Linked DNA regions of Homo sapiens: region 1 is linked to region 2. Evidence: chromatin contacts called from ENCODE Hi-C or POLR2A ChIA-PET data. All regions are on one chromosome and are shown on one strand. The core of a region is the stretch at or near the end of the contact, and the rest is flanking DNA. Distances in the headings are between cores, read along the strand shown. Region 1 holds the start of XKR3 (XK related 3). Region 2 holds the start of IL17RA (interleukin 17 receptor A).

Evidence for each region. A loop is a pair of places that touch in the nucleus more often than their neighbours do. ChIA-PET counts read pairs that join two places held with the same protein, here RNA polymerase II (POLR2A). Pooled maps may share reads with other maps.
Region 1: a loop to region 2 is called in a map with no recorded cell type, with 8 times the contacts of the local background. The contact joins the promoter of XKR3 here to the promoter of IL17RA in region 2. A Hi-C loop is called at or near these places in 1 of 37 single-sample maps with no recorded cell type and 1 of 50 pooled maps. POLR2A ChIA-PET finds 5 or more read pairs at or near these places in 1 of 52 experiments (activated T-cell).

The regions. Positions count from the first base shown.
Region 1 is chr22:16,823,371-16,830,382 of GRCh38, reverse strand. XKR3 (XK related 3) reads left to right here and starts at 4,972. Exons shown (of 4, transcript NM_001386955.1): 1 at 4,972-5,092. It also overlaps the pseudogene HSFY1P1.
Region 2 is chr22:17,082,871-17,089,779 of GRCh38, reverse strand. It overlaps IL17RA (interleukin 17 receptor A), which reads right to left and starts at 4,780. Exons shown (of 13, transcript NM_014339.7): 1 at 4,551-4,780. The coding sequence starts at 4,688. RefSeq lists silencers at 3,998-4,247, 4,288-4,387, 4,638-4,757, 4,778-4,997 and an enhancer at 5,551-5,720.

The DNA of each region.
Region 1 (7,012 bases), core at 3,723-6,222, 260 kb after region 2:
GGCAACACAGCAAGACTCTGTCTCAAAAGAAAAGAAGGAAAATGTGCATTAGAAAACATGAAAGGTGGACTCTTACAGGAAGTAATTAAAGCCACAAGCTTTGATGGAAGATCAAAAAGGTCTATTGATAATGCCAGCTATAAAATTCTACCATGTGCCTACAGTGATACAATCCATGAGTAAAATATGTGAAGTTTATTGCGCAAGTGAGGACACAAATAATTGTGATCATGGTTACTGAGCTCGCTAGGTATGAATTGTAATGAAGAAAATCTTTGCCAACTAAAATCCAAGTTTAAAATAACTGAGAAAAAGTGAGAAAATACTGAAGTATATAGTGTGTGTTAATGTTTCTCTAGATTTTCTGTGTGTGCGTGTGTGTGTGCATATCTATTCTTTTTGTGCCATTGTAATTTAGGCCCTCATTTGATTTATGCCAGACTACTTGAGAAGTCAGTTATTACTCTTTTCTAACTCCAATTCCTTCTTTTTCCCTTGCCTGCTGCCATGGTTTTGATATATAAACATATGTATGTGAATTAGCCAACGTTGACTGTGGACTTAGAAACCATAAAATCGTGAGTGTGCACCCTCATGGCGGGATTGATAGCATTATCTGGCGAACAGGCTAGTTATTGTGTGAGTGGGCTTTGGAACCAAGGATGAGTTTGGCCCTGATTTTCTGTTTATCACATGTCCTTTACCGTAGGATGGCCTCCTGCCATGTTGCAACATAGAAAGAAGATCTCACCAGATGCAGCCCCTTGGACTTTCCAGCCTTCAGAATAATGAGCAAAATAAGTCACCTTACAAATTACCCAGTCAGTGGTATTGTGTTGTCGCAGCAGCAAATGGACTAAAACACTCTATTATTTCTTCCTCTTTAGATAATTAAATAAACTAGCTTACAAAGGGCCATGTCAAATTTCCCATCAAATGATAAAAAAGCACATATTTTTTTTTAAATGCGGTACAGTAGCCTGCCACTAAAACAAAGCCCCATTTTACTCCTAACTGTATTTTTAGAAATAAAGGAAAAGCAACCATAAAGGTCAACATGTAATTTTATTGTTCAGTAAGATTATTGCAGGAATTTTTAATGTTCTTGTCAACATAAATTTCAGTCTCTGTTGTCATGCATAATCTGGTACTCTTTTGGTGGAAGATCAGTTGTAACTAGGGTGATATTTTTCCAGTAAAGATGGTTGAAGAGCTGGCCTGTAACGAAAGGCAACTGATGTATCAGCTGTCGCAGTCATTTACAACCACAGGTTGCCTGCTGGTAGCAGGTTAGAATGAGGAGCCTCATTGGCTAATACCTCAGGATATCTGGTGGGAAAAAGTAGGTGGTTTCACTATCAGCCCCAAAGGAGGGAGATATGATGTAGTATTGAGAAGCTGTGGTTGTAACAAAATTCACAACGTGGCCATTTGCTTACATGTCGGTGCTATGAGAGTGCATATGAATATTTGTCAATTGATTTAAAATAGCATGTTGATTTGTTGTAATTTGTTCTGATTGTCCAACTGAGGTTGAAATGGAAGAGGAGGGAAACCACTTCTAATTGGGTCAGGTGAACCAGCAATGCCCTGGCTGACAGAAGATTTCCTTGTTAGAGTCATATTTAAATTTGTAGATGTTGAAAATGAACTTTCTTCACTAGTTTCAGCAGCTAAGACAGAATTATGTTTATCTGTGTTAGCCCCTGCTCTAAAGTGTTTCTTGAAATATTCAGTGAAGTAGATACAAGAGAAGTGTTTTTAATCTTAATTCTTCTTTTCGTTCTTATTAAAAGTTGGGGACAGCCACGTTTGAAATTCGGATGATAATACAACTTTAACTAAAACCAAGGAGAAGGTAATTCAGTGCCATTTTAAACCAAGAGGCAAGTAACAATAACAAACATAACCCATACAATCTCAGATTTCTGTTTTATCACACAAAGTTAATATCATCAAATAATGAATGAACATTGTTTACTATTTTTAAGAACATGCTTGTTGAGAAAAAAAAACACTCAAGTTTTGAAGCCCTCTGGTGAAAACATGTTATACATTTAATAGTAACATTTCACTAAGTGGCTTTGGTATCTTTATTTGGAGTTCACTGGTAAGACTGAATGTTGTTAGCAACATTTCTTAAAACCTGAAAGTTTAATGCTCAACCTGCACTCAATAATTTCAAAAAAATTAAGTAATTTTTACCTTAATATTTGATATAATTTTTAAAATCTGATCTTACTGCATGTATTAACATAGTTACTGATATATAAAATGAAATTACATATATACTCAAAGTGGTAACTGAAATATTTTGAATACCTTGCTTAAAACAGAAATTTCTTTTTCTTCTGCCAGAAAGTTGGCTAGAAAAGCAGATCTGTGAAAATTCTGTTGAATTTTACTAAATCCATAAAGGTTGAGCTGTCAAATTAAGATTTTCATACTGTCAGTTTGAAATATTCTGTAAGGAGCCTTTATTTCCAAATTTTCTTTCTTGAAGAGTTCTTCATTAGTCACTATGCAAGTTTCATTCTTATCCTATGAATTAGACTTGAATTGGTCACTTTCAGCTATTTTCCAAAGTTTACTGGGAAAGGTCAGAGAAGGAAAATCATTATCTTTATCTGGCTCAGAGACATAAAGTATAATGTGGCCTTTTTATCAAGGATCCTTGTGGCAAAACCTGAAAATCATTGATTCAGTCATTGACCTTAAGTCTGAATCCCCAGGGATTATGTGTTCACACAATGGAGACCCAGAGGAGGCTTTTGAACCAGTTGATTCATCTTTAGGAGAAACATCTTGAGTTTCTGCAGAAACATGTGCCATCTCAAATAAGTAATTCTTTAGCGACTTTTCCAGCCTGCATGTGTTTCAAGACTGCAGCTTCAAATGCTGCTTCAGTAGTCTACTCAGGTAAAGTAATTGAGATCACCACAGTGGTTTCCAACCTGAGTAGCAATGGCATCACAAGAGGACTTTGGTCACCTAGCAACAAACATAAAAATTTGGCCAAGACTGTTTACTTTCCAGTCTCAGAAATGTATCTGGTAAAAATAAAATATAGAATGATTACTTACACAGTTTATTCTGCAAAAGTTTCATGCCTGCAGAATCTTTTAAATTAATAAGGAGGGCCAGGCATGGTGGCTCATGCCTGCAATCCCAGCGCTTTGGGAGGCCGGGACAGGCGGATCATGAGGTCATGAGTTCGAGACCAGCCTGACCACCATGGTGACACCCTGTCTCTACTAAAAATACAAAAATTAGCCAGGTGTGGTCCATGTGCCTGTAGTCCCAGGTCTCGGGAGGCTGAGGCAGAAGAATCGTTTGAACCCAGGAGGCGGAAGCTGCAGTGAGCTGAGATTGTGCCACTGCACTCCAGCCTGGGCAACAGAGCAAGACTCTGTCTTAAGAAAATAATAAATAAATAAATAAATAAATAAATAAATAAATTAATTAATATCCTCAATCCCTGAAATAAACATAATTTTCTCCTTGACACACACAGTCTTACTAGATTGGTGCGAGGAGCATAGGGCCTGGTAATTGGACGGTGCAAAAAAATAAAAATAAATATTTTAAAAACTCTCTCAGCTTGGCATGTTGGATTGAAAACTGATGCAGTGTAAAACATATATGGTAAAAAGACATGGCCATATAGACAAAAGGTAGGTTAATGGTTGTCAGGGGCTGGGGAATAGAAAGAACTGTTAAGTAGATAATGGGGTTTCCTGTTTGATGATAGAAATGTTTTAATAATATAATTTTGAATAATGTAATTTTGTATTATGTGAAACATACCTTAAAAAATTAAAATAAAATCAAATATGAATAAAACTGATTAGATTTCAGAATAAAAAGTTATTCATGTATGTATCTATTCAAAACATTTTTTATTCATATCATAGAATAAATAATACTTTCATTTGGTATGTCTGTAAATATCTGACATGTTAATTATGTAAGATTTTAAAAGCAAGTGACCTACTTATAAGGAGATCCCAAAGAGTGGGAGATTTAAAAATGTAATAATAACAAGAAAGTGTTTTAAGTAAAGTAAATTTGTATGTATGTCTAAGCAGAAAATTTTATTATTTGGTTCCAAGAGCCAAATATCTATTTAAAAAATATTTCTTAAGGAATAATCTCTGTGTCCTGCAACGTAAAGTTATCATTATAAAACAGGAGTCAAATTTGTGAATTAATCTTAGAATTGAATAAAATATTTCTTCTCTTTGAAAAATAATCATGCCCCATTTACAGTAAGAATTTTTATATGTTCATGCTTGAGAGGTGGTATATTAAAATTCTAATGCCTTGGCTTTAAGTGTTGAATATGTGTGGAATAAAAAAATAATGATTTTGATATTTCTTATACTGTAGGAGGCAGTTCTCTCATACTGGAAAGAGGTGTCATTGTTAGAAGCTTGTCTTGGTTTAACATAGTTTAAGTTTTGGGGGTGTATTTTGTTTAGTTCAAAATTTTCCATATTAGCAGTAAGTAACAAAAATGTCCAGATCAGAAAACTCTTTGTGAAAATAAAACAGGTGCTCCTACCAGATGTGGTTCATCAATTTTGACAGAATTTTCATTTAAAAAAGGCAAAATTAAAATTTGTTTAATTGTTTGCTTTCTGGGGAATTTTCTTGTTGCTCTGTCTGAAGGAAGTACAGACTTCTTTTGTGATGGGAGGGGATGAATGGCTACTAGACAGCAGCAAAAGATGGGCCATGGGTGCGAAGAGAAGAGGGAGTTAATGGGAGAATCAGAAAAATATCACCTTAAATGTAGGACAATCGAAGTCAAATTGTGGCTGAGCGTTTTGGGGAACTAAGATGTGTGACTCTGTAGGGAGGAAGAATGCCTTGGTGTTTTCAAGGGAAGATGACTCAGCTAGTGCAGTCACCTGACTCCAAACTGCAAGCCTACTTTAGTCATAAAAAGGCAAGAAAATAAGCAATTTTACCTGCAAAGCAAAGGACGTAGTGTTGAAAACGAGACCAGAAATGGTGCTGTTAAAGAGGTGAACAAAAGCATTTACTTTTTGAACGAGTTTCAAAACTGTGAGGGTGGCAAATAGGCAAGGTAAGTAGGAGCAGCCCTCGACCATCTCAGATCAGCTTCTTCAGCCTACCTTGACCTCTGCCTGTCTCAGCTGGGGATCTTAACATAAATCTCTGGATATCAGGGGTGGCTTTTCCCGAGTCTTGAGCCTAGAAACTCCCTCTCTTGATTCTGATTTTCAGAGAAGAGAAGCAGCTGCTTAGCATTTGGGTGGGACAGTGGTTGTTACTAATATATTACAAATTTCAGCATGTTTTTAAACATCAGAAGGAGAAAGTGCTTCGTATTTAAGTGAAATCTCAAAGGGGCAGAAATCTACCATATTTTTTGTTATTCAGATGCAGTGATGCACTGGCTATGTGAGTACAAGAAACAAGTTCACTTAATCACAAACACATGCCTAAATTCCATTGTTCAGTGACTTCACTTTCACTTTCTACCTTGAATTTTAGACTCTGGAAGACCCATTTCTAAACTCTGTGGCCCTTTTCATATGTGCATATTTTCATAAGTGTTTTCCAGAAATAAATTATAGAGGTCCTTCTGTGAGTCCAAAGGAGAAGGAAGTGGTTGGGGCAGCCAGAAAGGTGCAATCTGCATTAATATCATATTCGATGTATGGATTGCTGGGGAGAGAGTGGGATATATTTCTTATAATGTTGGATGTATTTTTCCCCTATCCTGAGGCCCAGAAACTCTGATGTCTCTGCAGTTGTCTTTCCATGCTTTCCTTTATACCCCTCGCCTACTTCTGTAATTTCTCTCTCTACTCTCCCTCCTCCTTCCCACCCTTTTTCTTTCCATTTGTGCTCTCTCCCTCCATTCCTTCTTTTTCCCTTTTCTTTCTTTTTGTGGGTATCTGGTAGCTGCAACTTATTTTCTTTCTGCTTTTCTTACTCACTTACTCTATTTACTAGGTATTTAACAATTGTCTTTAAAAGTAACATCCTTTCTTTCTTAAAATTTTATCCCTAATGGACATTATTTGGGGAAAAACATTTTTATGGTGCCTCTAGATAAGTAATTATATCATCTGCACATGATTCCCGTATTTTCTTACATGCCCGTTCCTCGTAGGTGGAAATGGGTACTTCATTGTACTCTTCTCTCTTTATTTACAAGAGTGTTTTTTCTGTCTCATCCCTTTAAATAACACATTGTCTCTCTTTTTGTGACATTGAATTAATTAGGTCAGATGCGATTTTTCTCATCTATTCATTTGAAGACTGTTTCATATTGCTTCTAGGGCCTATTTGCAAGCAACAAATTATTTTGTTGTTGTTGTTGTTTTGTTTTGTTTTTTAATTTTTGGACCATTTGTCTCATCACTCCAACAAGCAAGAATTAGTTCTCATCATTAAGATCCCTTCAAGATTTCATTCACTTGTTTCAGCAGCCTTGAATTATCATCACCTGGACCTGTTGTTACATCAAGAATCTCTCATTTCTAATGTTCTACTTTGGACACTGTTACCTGTGAGTTTGTTTACATTAAAAAAAAAAAACCTTTTAGTACTTGAGTACCCTAAAGTTTCATATTTTGAATTGGTGTCAGATTTATTATTATTGATCTCTCCATTGCTGGAGAAAACTAAGCAATAGGTAAACTCTATTCTTTTGGTAATTTGTATTTTCTGAATGTTTCACAGTAAATGTTTACTAGTCTTGTGATGCTGCAAATTGGCAATCAGATATATTTTAAAGTGACAAGGTTGCCCTGTTCATCACCAGTTCTGTACATCACGCAGATCAAAAGTAAGGTGTTTAAGTTTATTTTAAATGTTTTTCCCAAAAATTCTGCTTCCACCACTTTTCCAAGCTCTACCAGATGGATACTCAAGAATTGACCAAGGCAATCTCTTCTCTCATATTTCACTGTCAAATACTCTTAATCAGTGAGTCCTGTCAATTCTGTGTTTCTAAGAAATGATGATGGTGGTC
Region 2 (6,909 bases), core at 3,531-6,030:
CACTTCGGCCTCCTCAGTAGCTCAGACTAGAGACATGCGCCACCACACCTGGCTAATTTTTGTATTTTTTGTAGAGACAGGGTTTTGCCATGTTGCCCAGACTGGTCTTGAACTCCTGGGCTTAAGTGATTCCCTTGCCTCAGCCTCCCAAAATGCTAGGATTACAGGCGTGGGGCCACTGCCCATTCTTTAAAACTAGCAGAATCAGAATATTATCTATGAGCTACCTGCTTGTGAATGGCATTACGTGAGGCATCTTGCAGAAATCAGAGGGGGGATTGTCATGACAATGAAGGTGATGGCAGCTGATGTTTATTGAGCTCCTCTTTTGTGTCTGGCATCATGCTAAGCACTTTGTACATATATCTCATTTGATCTTGACAACAATCCTATGAGCTAAGCACCCTTATCCCAATTGTACTGATGAAAAAACTAAGACCCAGGGAGGTTGGGTAAGTGGCTCAAGGTCCCACAGAGCTGGCATTTGCATGACGAAGTTTTGCTCCAGAATACATGATCTTAATCTCTGCTGCCTTGTCTCTCTAAATAACAAAAGGGGCCAGGTGTGGTTGCTCACACCTGTAATCCCAACATTTTTGGAGGCCGAGGTGGGCAGATAAAGAGTTCGAGACCAGTCTGGCCAACCTGGTGAAACCCTGTCTCTACTAAAAAAATTAAAAAATTGGCCAGGCGCATTGGCTCACGCTTGTAATCCCAGCATTTTGGGAGGCCGAGGCAGGTAGATCATTTGAAGTCAGGAATTCGAGACCAGCCTGGCCAACATGGTGAAACCCCGACTCTACTAAAAATACAAAAATTAGCTGGGAGTGGTGGTGCGCACCTGTAATCCCAGCTACTTGGGAGGTTGAGGCAGGAGAATCGCTTGAGCCTGGGAAGTGGAGGTTGCAGTGAGCTGAGATCGCACCACTGCACTCCAATCTGGATGACAGAGTGAGACCTTGTCTCAAAATAAAAATAAAAATAAAAAAATTGGCCAGGTGCGGTGGCTCACACCTGTAATCCCAGCACTTTGGGAGGCCGAGGTGGGCAGAACACTTGAGGTCAGGAGTTCCAGATCAGCCTGGCCAATATGGTGAAACCCCATCTCTACTAAAAATAACAAAAATTAGCTGGGCATCATGGTGCATGCCTGCTAGTCCCAGCTACTTGGGAGGCTGAGGCAGAAGAATCGCTCAAACCTGGGAGGTGGATGTTGCAGTGAGCCGAGATCATGCCACTGCACTGTAGCCTGGGCGACAGTGTCTTTCTGTGTCAAAAAAACAAAAAACAAAAATCGGCTGGGTGTAGTGGTGGGCGCCTGTAATCCCAATGACTCGGGAGGCTGAGGCACAAGAATTGCTTGAACTCGGGAGGCGGAGGTTGCAGTGAGCTGAGATCGCACCACTGCACTCCAGCCTGGGCGACAGAGCAAAACTCTCTCAAAATATAAATAAATAAATAAATAAATAAGGGATACCTCCAATAGGCCACTATTCTCTACCCACAAGGTGAAGGTTAAGAGGAAGAAATGGAAGATTGTATTCAATTCTGTGCCTCAGTGAACACTACTGAGTGCCTGACAGAGAAAGTGGGCTTTGAACTTACAAGCACAGCCTGCTTTCAATCTCACCTTAGCACTCATTAGCTGTGCGACCTTGGGCCAATAACCCAGCCTCTCAAAAGCAGGTTCATCCTGCCAACCTTGTAAGCTGTCGTTGAGTATGGGATGAAGGAATACTTGTGAGCCACCGGCACAGTGCCTGGCACAAAGAACACAACTTTGTAGCCTCTGGAAGAGTGGCATGATGAAAGTGGCTTCTGGCAAGCAAAAGATAAAGGGGTTAAACTGAGCAGCTGTTCTACAACCACAAGTCAAAACCGCAAACGCTCAGGAAAAAAGACTCTGTAATGAAATACACATCCTGTCTATGAAATTACGTGTTAACATTTACCCTGACCAACTCTTAAGTTGCTGCTGTCTTTCCTATGGGCATTCCTCCAGGCTGGCGGTCATGGGAAACCTGCATGAAGCCTAGGCAGCGAGAACGGCTAACCAAAAGGAAACTCCCAGGGAAATGCAATTATTGATGGTTTCTCGTGTAATGATTTCTGTGGGGAAATCAGTCATCTGGGTTTTGAGGTGCTAACCCCAAGCATCTGGAACCATTGCTATGGTTGGTCTCAGCTTGCCACTACCTTCCAAGCAGAGCTGACCGTTCTTTCCTTCATTCATGCATTCTTTTGTTCAGTCAACACATATGTATCAAATAGCCCCCGCATCCTGTGCTCCAGCACTGAGCTAGGAACAGGCCAGGTGTGCAGAAGCCTCCTCCCTGTCTGAGGATAGTTATGGAAGGCTAAATCGAACTGGGCTTTGGACAGACACTTACATTCTGGAAGGTGGCATGGACTTACTTTGAGAAGGCTCACCCAGTCCTGCCTTTGTGGAAATGAGGGAACCCAGGCCCAGGCAGCCTCAAAGCCCGACTGCAGAGACAGTAAGTGCGATGCTGCCTGCAAATCCAGGTCCTCTGGCCACCTCTGTGGCCTTCCCTCCCCTCACTATACCACATTGCATCCACTAAAACACCAGTGAGGGACAGAAATTTGAAGGATGTGTTTTCTTTCTTTTTAAAAGAACTAGTCAATGGAGCCCAGAGCTGTCTATCTCTGGAGAAGAGCTGTCTGTGAGGCAGGTGTATACAGAAGAGAGAGAGAGGAAGGAAGAGAACGAGAGACTGCAGACAAATATGAACAGCAAGTGTCTCTCTTCAGCCCTCCCTGGAGCCAGGCCGTGCTTCTGCTCCTGACTTACAGTTGCTTCACTGTGCAGTGAAAGTCAGAGCTTGGCTCCCACGCCACGCACAGCAGAGTCCCATCCCCGCTTCTGGCATCTTTTCTCACTGTCCTATTACACAGACCCTCCATTCCGGCCACACACCGTACCCTGTCCCACTTAAGGACCTTGGCTCAGGCCCTTTCCACCACCTGGAATGCTCCTGCTACCCCCACAGGGCTGCCCAAATGCCTTTTCCATGAAGGACACCCCAACTGGAAGCAATTTTTCTTTTTCCTGGAATTCCGTACACTTAGCAGTTGTGCAAGCAGCTTTGCTAGACAGTTCCCTAACTTCAAGCCTTGTTCCTCCCGTAGATGGGTTAGGTCTCTGGATATTAGGGTCCCCAGAGTATTTATTTATAGTTCCAGTTCCCAGTATGGCGCCCTGTACTCTGCAGGCACCTGACCAATGGCTGTCAACCCAGGCGCACCAACCCTCCATATCAGAACGCTTCATACACAGCCTGCAGGAGGGACTAGCAGGGCAGAGGGACCTGCTTTGCCCAATAGTGGAAGTCACAGGACATTTCTCAACATCATTCACGATAAAAACATCTTTTTTTTTTTTTCTGCGACATAGTCACTCACCCTCCACCTTCTTTCGGTAAATCCTCCATAAAACTACATAAGGAGAAATATCCCTTTGTTTTACATCCTCTGACTCAGATACTGAGCATTATTCCTTGGGGTCAGCGGTGGAGGTGGAGGTGGAGGTGGAGGGGAGGAAAGATCCCCTCGGGGATGCGGGGAAGAGGAGAGTATATTGTGGAGGGGCACGGCGTTTTGCTCTTTTTTTGTTTTTTTCCTTAAGATGGTCCTGGCTCACAGAAAGGCCACTACCCGGCAGGCGGGTGGGTCACTTCCTGTGGGCGCAGCGGGGCTACGACTTGACAGCTACAAACGTTCGACCCTCCGACTGCGCTCTCACCGGGTTCCCAGACCCAGGTGGTGGTAGTCGGGGGTGGGAGTGGCGGGAAGGGCGCCGTCTTAAGAACCATCTGCCCATCCTCAGGGCTTCGCGCCTCTGGGGAGGTGGCCCTCAGCCGCCCTCGGCAGAGCTCTCCCCGAAACATGGTGCCGCGTCTCAGCGCTCCGGCCCCCGCGTGGCTCTACGACAGCGGGGTCCCTCTGGGGGCCGCGGGTGAGGGACTCCACCTTCCGCACGGACGACGTGGGCTCGCCCGGCTCCGTCGGCGGCATGAAGGGCACGGCTTGAGGGAAGCTCCCGAGGGCGCGATGGGCCTCCCGAGGGCCGACCGTGCCCCGCCGGGGTACGTGAGGGGCGCAAGGCGTGGAGCTGGGTCCAGACCCGTCCTGGCTCCTCCCCGGGCCCCTTCTCCACAGCCCCTTTCTATCAGCCCTGGCCGCCCCTCCGGCCTGGCCCAGCGCCGCGCCCTCCTTCCCCGAACTCCGCGGCCCGGGCGGAGGTGTCACTCCCGCCTCCAGTCACGACGGCGGGCCAGGTTGTGCAACACGCGCCGCGCGATGTGCCACCCACCCCCCCCGTATTCCACACCGCAACTCCCACCGCTCCGAGGGTCCTCCCCAGGCGCCGCGATATCTGTGCCCAAGGCTCTGAGCCCCTCTAAGCCCGCGGCGCGGACTTCCTGCCTCCCCAGCCCGGGCGCGTAGTCCCGACCGTCCGGCCCTCCGCGACCTTGCCCCGCGTCCGCAGCATCCTGGCGGCTACCGCTCCCCACGTCGAGTCTCACCGGCTGGGAGCAGACCAGCGCCCGGTGGTCCAGGAGTCGCAGGGAGGCGCCACCCGGGGCCAGCACGCCCAGGAGCAGCAGGAGCAGCCCCAGCAGGGGCCCCGGGACAGCGGACGGCGGGCTGCGTGCGGCCCCCATGGCCCGGCTGGCGTCGCGGAGGGCTCGGCCCCGGCTGGGGACGCAGCGAACGAACGTTCTGAGGCTTTCTTTTCCGCGGTGGAGTTCGAGTCGGCTCCACTTTGCTCGCTTCCGGCTTCCAGCCCGGGCCCAGGGGCGGGCCGGGCCGAGGGGAGGAGTTTAGTCTGGGACGGGGAGGGGTTTAGGGTGAGACAGGGCCCTCCCCCCGTTCCTCCTTGCGCCCCTCCTCTCGGCCCTACGCTCAGTCCTCCGGGCGTCCCTACCCAGTCCTTCCGGCGTCCCTCCCCGGCCCTCCTCCGCCCGCGCGCCCCAGGTGCGCTCCTCCCGCTGCTCCTGGGCCTGGCCCGTCGCGCCTCCAGTTGCACCCGCGTCGGGCTAGCGTCAACTCCAGCTGGAGCCTCGCCTGCCCCACATGCACCCTCCACCCTGGCCGTGCCGCAGCAACTGTCGATTTTAATCCTCCGCCCCCACTCACTTGATTCTTGGCCCTGTTCAGACTTCTTGCTTCTCTTGTGGGTCACTGGACGTGAAATCCCAACTTGGGATTTCAGGAAGTCCGTTTTCTTAGTCTCTGTCCCTTTTATTTTTGTTTTTTATTTTACTTTATTTTTAGACAGGGTCTCCCTCTGTCTCCCAGGCTGGAGTGCAGTGGTGCAACCGCAGCTCACTGCAGCTTCGGCCTCCCGGGCTCAAGCGATCCTCCTGCCTCTGCCTCCTGAGTAGATGGAAGCGCGGGCCATATCCCATTTTATTGTCCCCACCCCTTTGCCTGGTTCTGCTCGCTCTGCTTTCCTTGGCTTTGCTTTCTCTTTCTCAAGACAAGGACAGCTCCGGGCTCCAGGGAGGATGGGACAGCAGTCACTTCCAGCCTCCTGGCTCGGACTCGGGGACACTTGAGTTCCTGGAGGGCAGGCAACTTACCTGGTCTGTGAGACTGTGTCCCAGCCGCACCTAAGAGAGTCGTTACTTCCCAGAGGCTCACTCCACGGCCGCGGAAGCTGTCGCCAGCGAATTACACATTTCATGAGTCTCCTTCTTAGCACGCGTGCAGCCTGCGTCCTCTCCTCTCCGGACCCTGGAGGACCCTCCCAAGCCGGCCCGCGCTGCCTCTATCCTAGGTTCCTGCTTCGAGCCCGTCCTGCCCTAGTGCATCCACACGCTCCTGCCCATTCGCCTCTCCTCTCTTCCTCCCAAGACCACCACCGTCCGCTTTTCCTTGCCTATCAAGTGCGCCTCTGCCTGGCCTTGACACGCACGGAGTCTACACTCAAGTGGCTTTTCCCTGTATTTTCCACTGCCCTCGAGAGGTGGGTTTTTTCGCTGCCCGAAGCACCCGCTGACCCCCAGCGACATCTCTATGAGCCCCGCCCGCAGACACGACCCAGCTGAATGAAGCCTGAAGCTCAGTGGCCTTCAAATTGTCTGTTTCTAAAAGAATTTTGGAAAACTGCATCCTCTCATGCATTTTAAAGATGACATCTAAAATTCTCCATCCTAAGTCTAAATAGATGTAGAGGATGTAACTGTTACTTAAAAATCAGCGGTTGTCGTAGGCAGCTTCTAAGATGTGTTCTAGGATCCCACCCCCTGGGAGTCACGACCTTCTGAATCCTCCTCGCGGAGTGTGGGATGGACCCAGAGGCTTGGTTCTAACAATAGAATATGAATAGAAGAAGACAAAAATGATGGGATGTCACTTACAAGATTAAGTTACAAAAAGATCCTGACTTCTGTCTTGCCCAGCCCCTCCCTCTGAGCTCCTAGCTCTTAGGGAAGCCATGCTGGGGCCCAAGTGGCAGAGAATGAGAAAGGCCTCTGCCCAGTGCAAGACACTGAGATCTTCATTTCATCATTGCCATTATTAGTACATAATTGATAAAAAATAATGTAAATATAATACATGTTAATAAGTAATTAAACATGAATTACTTGAAATTCATTTTATTCCTAATTAGTTGATGTATCTGTGAACAAATATTGCTTATTCATAGAACAAAGCAACATTCAGCATTTAAGAAATATTTTATTTTTCTTCTTTTTTTTTTTTTCTTTTTGAGATGGAGTCTTGCTCTGTCATCCAGGCCGGAGTGCAGTGGCGTGATCTCGGCTCACTGCAAGCTCCGCCTCCCGGGTTCAGTCCATTCTCCTGCCTCAGCCTCCCGAGTAGCTGGGACTACAGGCACCTGCCACCACGCCCGGCTAATTTTTTGTATTTTTAGTA